Linked DNA regions of Homo sapiens: region 2 is linked to region 1. The links are chromatin contacts, found by Hi-C or POLR2A ChIA-PET in ENCODE. All regions are on one chromosome and are shown on one strand. The core of a region is the stretch at or near the end of the contact, and the rest is flanking DNA. Distances in the headings are between cores, read along the strand shown.

Region 1 (3,611 bases), core at 653-3,152:
GCTGAGTTTGGGCAGTTTCATGGGAAGCCTTTGCCAACCCAACAAGAAAGGAGGAAACTAACATTTGAATAGCTATCATGTCCAAAATGTTTCATCAGATGCTTTCATTCAGACCACTTAACACAGAATAATTGTTATTTCCAATCTGAAGATACAGAACCCCCAAATCAGAAAGAATATTTAGCTCACTCCAAGTTCATTTGAGCTGAACTTTATCTGAAGCCAAAGTCCATTCTCTTTCCATTACCAAGCTGCCTTGCAGTAAATAACAGGCTATTTCAACAAAGGTCTATTTCATCGCTGAAGGGAAAAATTACCAAATGGCCACTGAAAGAACTCAAGGATTTAAATGAAGAACTTATCAACCAGGAGTTCTGGTATGAAACTGTACTATAAAAATGAATTCATGTTGCTAAAGAACTTAAGTGGTTAGTACCCTGTAATCCCCTTGCCGATTTTGAAAATTAATCATTTCTGTCCACTTTCCTCCTTCTTCACAATTTCTCTCTCCAGACCATGTGGAGCTCATCTCATCTCAGTTTTTGCATATGTTACTCTTTCTGCTTGAAACACTTTTCCTCTCCAGATGGCATCAAGGGTGCTCCTGCTCAACACCAAAGATTTACTTTACTTTAATGTCACCGCTACAAAGTCACCTGTTCCTGCAACTACCCCTATTAAGATAGCATTCCTATTCTCAGAGAGCACTTAACACTGTATGAAATTGTTCTATTTGTTTAGGGTTTTTTGCCTTTTCCAAAAAGAATATAAATTCCTTGAAAGGATCTTGTCTACCCTGTTTCTCCAGCACTTAAATTATTCTTGGACAGAGTAGGCCCTCTTCAAGTATTTATTGAGTACATGGATTGCAAGTGGTACAAAGTGAGACTAAAATGTATCACTGGTAGAAAAAACTTGTGAGAAGCTACCAAAGAAGCCAGAGAAAGACTGCGTAGGAGTTACAGTGCCTACCACCTCTAAAGCAAAAGGAAACAAAATAATAATATGCAAACACTTAAATAGTGCTTATTCCATGCCAGGCACTGTTCTAAACATTTTATGTATATATTAACTCATTTTTATTCCTCAGAATAAATAGGTTTCTCACTTCCCCTGCTTTGTTTTTGTTTTTGTTTTTTTTTTGCCGGTGAGTAATGTGAAGCACACAGGTTAACTTGCCCAGGGTTATAGTAGTTAATGATAGCCTTAAAATTTGAACCCTGGCAGTGAACACTTTTTAAAACTACTATTTGATACTGCCTCTCCAAAAAAGCTGAGTGGTTGGCAGCATGGCCCCGCTAAGGCTTCTCTGTGACCGTAAAAAAAAGTCTATCGACTTAAAATAACTGGAGAGGGGATAAGAAATAAACGGTGCATTTACTTTCAGTCCACAGTAGTAGTAACATCGTTAGTTACTACGTGCGAACATTCTCCATTCTCATCAACTTCTCAGATCCCACAAGATTTCACCTTTGGCCACAAAAACATCCCATTTCACCAATTTATCTTTCTCCCCCAACCCTTATGCCGCCTCATTCCAGTGTTTGTTCATTTAATCTGCTCCAAATCCTGCATCTGCGGCTTTCCAGGGACCAATGTCAACTCATCTGTGAAATTGCAGAAGTACATGTCTAGTCTCCACCCCGTGAGAGGACTGAGCAAAGGGTGAAGTGTGCGAGCGGTCTACTGATAATAATTTCTATCACTCTCATGGTTATTTTAAGTATCCTTTTCTCCTCTGCACTTTATGAGAAAAGAAACGGAACTTCACGTTCAGAAACGGCCTCCCAAAGCCGCAATGGCTTCTCGCAGCTCGCTGGCCTTCCCCAATCACGCTTTGAGTCTGCGCAGTAGCTGCAGCCCAAGCCATTTCCCATTTTTCCGCCGCCGCGCCTTGATGACGTAATTTTCCTGCGCCTCGGGGCGAGCAGCGGCGCGCAAGGAAAGATCGGGTTCCGTTTTTCCCGCGGATTCTGGTGCCTGTGGGGCCGGTGACCCAACACCATGAAGGAAACGCCACTCTCAAACTGCGAACGCCGCTTCCTACTCCGTGCCATCGAAGAGAAGAAGGTATGGTTTGGTGCCCGCAGAATTGCGCGCTGCGTGGGCGCTCGGGTCTCAAGGTGTGGACTGATACCTGGCCCGCCTGGGCCCGGGGAGCTACTAGGGGAACGACCGGCACGTTCACCCCATCCCTCAGGCTTTATTTATTTTTTTTCGACAGGTTCTTTTCAAGGCTCCAGTCACCGCAGCAGTTGTCCATGCTGTAGTTTCCACTTTCCTGTATGGGCGGGCTGGTTAGGATTCCACTTTCCCCCAAGTGCTTAGCCCAGGGCCAGACAAAAAGTAGTTGCTTAAGAAATACTTGTTGAAGGAATAAATTAATGAATGAATTTGTGCTTACAGCGGCTGGATGGCAGACAAACCTATGATTATAGGAACATCAGGATCTCATTTGGAACAGATTACGGATGCTGCATTGTGGAACTTGGAAAAACAAGGTAACAGGATTTAAATGAGATACACATTCGGAAGGGAGAAGTTTGAAAAAAGACCTTATTGACTTGGTTGTTTATAAAGCAGCTAAGAAGTCTGGACAGTATTCTTTGTTTAGCTGACAAAAATAAGTATTTTTTTATGCGAGATTTTTTGCTTTTGTGGTCACACTTGAACTTTTTAATCATAAACGTATTTTCTGTCACGTATCACATAGTTCTTTTCTGACTTCTATAAATCGTATAGACAACTAGTAGTGATCATATGGAATTTGTTTCTCACACTAATATAGAGATCTTGAGCATCTTGTCATTAAGTGTACATCCTGCTTTCTTTTTCCTGAGTGACATGAAAATTAGGTTTTCAGATATTCATTTGAAAGTTGTGAGGCTATTTGGTCACATAATGGTGGTGAACTATGCCATGTGAAAACCTTTAAGAAATCTCAGGTTTTCATGCCATCTTGTATCAATAAATACTTGCTTTAGAGGTAAAGGTCACTGATTTTTAAAACAATCTGTGGAATAGTAAACATTGTAATAAGAAGAGAGGTGTTTTTTCTGTCGTGTTTTTAGTTGTACCAATTTATGTTTTATTTCTGTGTATATTATACTTTACATATAATTTTTATCTCCTATGATTTATTTGGCTGAGTATGATATTACTCACATTAAGATTGAAACTTGTTATCTGTTTCAGTTTTTTGTTTTGGAAGGAGAGTCTATTTGGTTAATACTTTGTAACTTTATCTTTGCAGAGTTCTTGGACAGGTTTCCTGTGAACTTGTGTCTCCAAAACTCAATCGGGCAACAGAAGGTATTCTTTTTTTTAACCTTGAACTCTCTCAGATGGCCGCTCCAGCTTTCGAACCTGGCAGGTATTTAAATCTTTTTCTTAAGTTGCTTTAGTCATAGGAGAACCTAACAGCAGTGAGCTTTTGTTTTAATACCTGGTGTTATATTTCATGACATTAGCCCATTCCTATTTTCTCCTTATAGGCAGTCAGATCTCTTGGTGAAGTTGAATCGACTCATGGAAAGATGTCTAAGAAATTCGAAGTGTATAGACACTGAGTCTCTCTGTGTTGTTGCTGGTGAAAAGGTGGGGAATATGCC
Region 2 (3,611 bases), core at 383-2,882, 6.2 Mb after region 1:
ACCTCAGCGGGTTGCCACTACTGGTGGGCAGCCTGCTTTTATTCTCTTATCTGGCCCCACCCACATCCTGCTGATTGGTAGAGCCGAGTAGTCTGTTTTGACAGGGCGCTGATTGGTGCGTTTACAATCCCTGAGCTAGACACAAAGGTTCTCCACGTCCCCACTAGATTAACTAGATACAGAGTGTTGACAGAAAGGTTCTCCAAGGCCCCACCAGAGTAGCTAGATACAGAGTGTCGACTGGTGCATTCACAAACCCTGAGCTAGACACAGGGTGCTGATTGGTGTGTTTACAAACCTTGAGCTAGATACAGAGTGCCGATTGGTGTAGTTACAATCCCTGAGCTAGACATAAACGTTCTCCACGTCTCCACCAGACTCAGGAGCCCAGCTGGCTTCGCCCAGTGGATCCCGCACCGGGGCTGCAGGTGGAGCTGCCTGCCAGTCCCGCGCCGTGCACCCGCACTCCTCAGCCCTTGGGTGGTCGATGGGACTAGGCACCGTGGAGTAGGGAGCGGCGCTCATCGGGGAGGCTCGGGCCGCACAGGAGCCCACGGAGTGGGTGGGAGGCTCAGGCATGGCGGGCTGCAGGTCCCGAGCCCTGCCCCGCGGGAAGGCAGCTAAGGCCCGGCGAGAAATCGAGCGCAGCGCCAGTGGGCTGGCACTGCTGGGGGACCCAGCACACCCTCCGCAGCCGCTGGCCCGGGTGCTAAGCCCCTCATTGCCCGGGGCCGGCAGGGCCGGCCTGCTGCTCCCAGTGCGGGGCCCGCCAAGCCCACGCCCACTCGGAACTCCAGCTGGCCCGCAAGCGCGGCGCGCAGCCCCGGTTCCCGCTCACGCCTCTCCCACCACACCTCCCTGCAAGCTGAGGGAGCCGGCTCCCACCTTGGCCAGCCCAGAAAGGGGCTCCCACAGTGCAGCGGTGGGCTGAAGGGCTCCTCAAGTGCCGCCAAAGTGGGAGCCCAGGCAGAGGAGGCCTGGAGAGCGAGCAAGGGCTGTGAGGACTGCCAGCACGCTGTCACCTCTCAGCTTGGGTGCTGCAACAGGCAAAGCAGCAGCCTGGGTTTCTCCAGCCCCGTCACTCGAACCCACGGGCTCATCACCGCACGGTGCGGCCAGACGCCCTTTCTCCTACGTTGGGAGCGAATCTCCTCGGCTCACACAACCCAGCCACCGGCTCCCACCGCGCTGGAACCCCTCTGGCAGCGAGGGTTTGTCCCAGTGCGGGTGACGCCCGGAAAGGAACCAGTCCCAACAGCGCAGGAGACTGAGGGGTCCCTCCACCAGGATCCGCTCACCTGCTTCCAGGTGTGTCGCCTAAGAGCGGCTCCTGTTCACTTTCGTTCCGCAGGCCGGCCATAGTTACACTCCCTACAAGGCGTCTTGCGCCCAACTCTCGCGACACCTGCTTTCTCCCATCCCGGGTGGCGTGAAGCTGGCAAAACAAGCCTGTAAGTGCGCGTGCGCACCTGACGGTCAGACGTAGGCGGAACGCCCCGAGGTCATAGGCGGGGTCACGCGGAAGGCCGGGCAGCGCAGGGCGAAAGGAGGCTGTGTCCTCAGCCTCCTCCCTCGGCACGCGCCTCCCATCCTGACGGGGACTGAGAGCCCAGGAGAGCTCGGGGCGTGTCCAAACTGCCGCGCCGCCCTGCTCCGGGTTTGTCTTCCTCCCTCCGTTTCTCCTTCCGCTGTATCTAGCATTTCGGTTCCTGGAAAGGTTACCGGAGCTGCGATTGGGGCTGGGACCAAAGTTGAGTCCTGGAAAGGGAGCCTGGAGAGCGGCGGTGCTGGGAGGCCCGGCCAGCTCGATCGCAGGCTTCCACCTGGCGGCCAGTAAGTAGCCGGTCCGGTTAAGTAGTAGGTGCGCTAAGAGCTCCCCGCGCCTCTTAGCGCGCCGTGTACGCGCCTGGAGGCAGGGACCGGGGACGCGGAGCTGGGCGGGAGACTCGCGGGTCAGGGACGCGGGGTGAGGCTGGGGGTGAGAGACAAGGCTGGAGTCCGTGGCGCGCTTCGGAGGGCTGAGATAATGGGGGCGAGCGCGCGGGCAGTCCCTTCCCCCCGTGAAAGGTAGAGGTGGCTTCCAGCTCTCTTCTCTAGCTCGGCTAAATGCAAAGGCGCCTTACCTGGAGGGCTTGTCAGAGCCAGGACTGAAGGTGGGATCTGCTGCTTGTAACCTGCAGGTCCCCGGATGCGCACCCCAACGGCGCCTGCGCCTACGGGGGCCTCAGCCTTGCAAAATGTCACTCAGCAGAGCCTGCTGCTGAAACGTGGGAGTTGAAAAAGGTACAGCACCTGCCTAGCAATGACCAGCTCCTTTCGTCACAAGGAAGATGACATTTTTAGAAAACATGTCATGGGTTTTCACTAGATCTCCATGTTTATTTCTTGGTGGTTATGTATTAACATCTTATCTCTACTATTAGGCTTGTAGGCTAGCTGGCGTCAGTAGTCATTCTGTGTCTCATAAATTACCGTTTTATTAGCGCCAGATACATTGTCATGTAATTTCATTTGATCACAAGTATCCTATGAGATAGGCGAAGCAGACACATTGCTAGTTTACTGAAAATTAAGATCCAGACAAGTTAACCCAGAGTCACTCTGTGTGGAAGTGGCAAAGTTGGAAACCAAACTTAATTTTTTTAAATTAATATTTATGAGCATTTACCCTATGCTAGGTCCTATACTAGTTACACAGTCATGTATGGTATATGCCATCACTTCTGATCTTTGTGTCATTTGTGACCTTGTGTGTATCAGCCAGGCGCAGTTCACTGGTGAACACCTAAACTTGAAACGTGCGGTCTGGGTGCGATGGTTCATGCCTGTAATCCCAGCACCTTGGGAGGCCAAGGCGGGCGGATCACGAGGTCAGGAGATCGAGACCATCCTGGCTAACACGGTGAAACCCCGTCTCTACTAAAAATACAAAAAAAAAAAAAAAAAAAAAAAAAAAAAAAAAAAAGCCGGGCGTGGTGGCGGGCGCCTATAGTCCCAGCTACTCGGGAGGCTGAGGCAGGAGAATCCCTTGAACCCGGGAGGCGGAGGCTGCAGTGAGCCGAGATCACGCCACTGCACTCCAGCCTGGGCAACAGAGTGAGATTCTGTCTCAAAAAAAAAAAAAAAACCAAAAACCTTGAAACGTGCTATTCAGAAATATCTTCTAAATCAAGACCTGATATTTTGTACTTGGATTCAGTCTTGCAGATTCATTTGTAACAGCTCACAAAAACAAGTCAGATTTGTATTATTGGTTCCAAAAAGACACATAGGTAGAAAAGTTAGTATTTTCTTGCCATAATGTCGCTTTATTATATTGTCTTTTTTAATTCCTGGGGGCTAGCAATGTATGGCACATATATAGTGGACAAGGGGATTTTTAACCAGTATAGCAGTAAGCAGAATGGCTCCTAGATAAATATATGTTGGATGAATGCTCATTGAATTACTTCATCTCATCCTTACAACAATCCTCTGAGGGGGGAATTGTCTCATGTGTACAAGGAAATGGAAGGCAGGGAGATTAAGTAACTTGCCTAGGATCATACTACTAACAAGCAACAGAGCTAGAATTCAAGAAATGCAGGACTCCTGATCCTAAGCCTGTGCTC

What was found. A loop is a pair of places that touch in the nucleus more often than their neighbours do. ChIA-PET counts read pairs that join two places held with the same protein, here RNA polymerase II (POLR2A). Pooled maps may share reads with other maps.
Region 2: a map of naive thymus-derived CD4-positive, alpha-beta T cell shows a loop between it and region 1 (14-fold over the local background). The contact joins the promoter of ABHD18 here to the promoter of EXOSC9 in region 1. A Hi-C loop is called at or near these places in 1 of 168 maps with a recorded cell type or tissue (naive thymus-derived CD4-positive, alpha-beta T cell), 1 of 37 single-sample maps with no recorded cell type and 9 of 50 pooled maps. POLR2A ChIA-PET finds 5 or more read pairs at or near these places in 1 of 52 experiments (activated T-cell).

Annotation. Positions count from the first base shown.
Region 1 is chr4:121,799,421-121,803,031 of GRCh38, forward strand. It overlaps EXOSC9 (exosome component 9), which reads left to right and starts at 1,903. Exons shown (of 12, transcript NM_005033.3): 1 at 1,903-2,070; 2 at 2,407-2,501; 3 at 3,254-3,373; 4 at 3,495-3,597. The coding sequence starts at 2,005. RefSeq lists enhancers at 1,092-1,895, 1,704-1,973.
Region 2 is chr4:127,963,774-127,967,384 of GRCh38, forward strand. It overlaps ABHD18 (abhydrolase domain containing 18), which reads left to right and starts at 1,633. Exons shown (of 13, transcript NM_001358451.3): 1 at 1,633-1,833. MFSD8 (major facilitator superfamily domain containing 8) reads right to left here and starts at 1,400. Exons shown (of 12, transcript NM_001371596.2): 1 at 1,299-1,400. The coding sequence starts at 1,360. RefSeq lists silencers at 357-466, 577-706, 717-766, 1,887-2,116 and enhancers at 1,207-1,626, 1,217-1,832, 2,511-3,012, 3,013-3,512.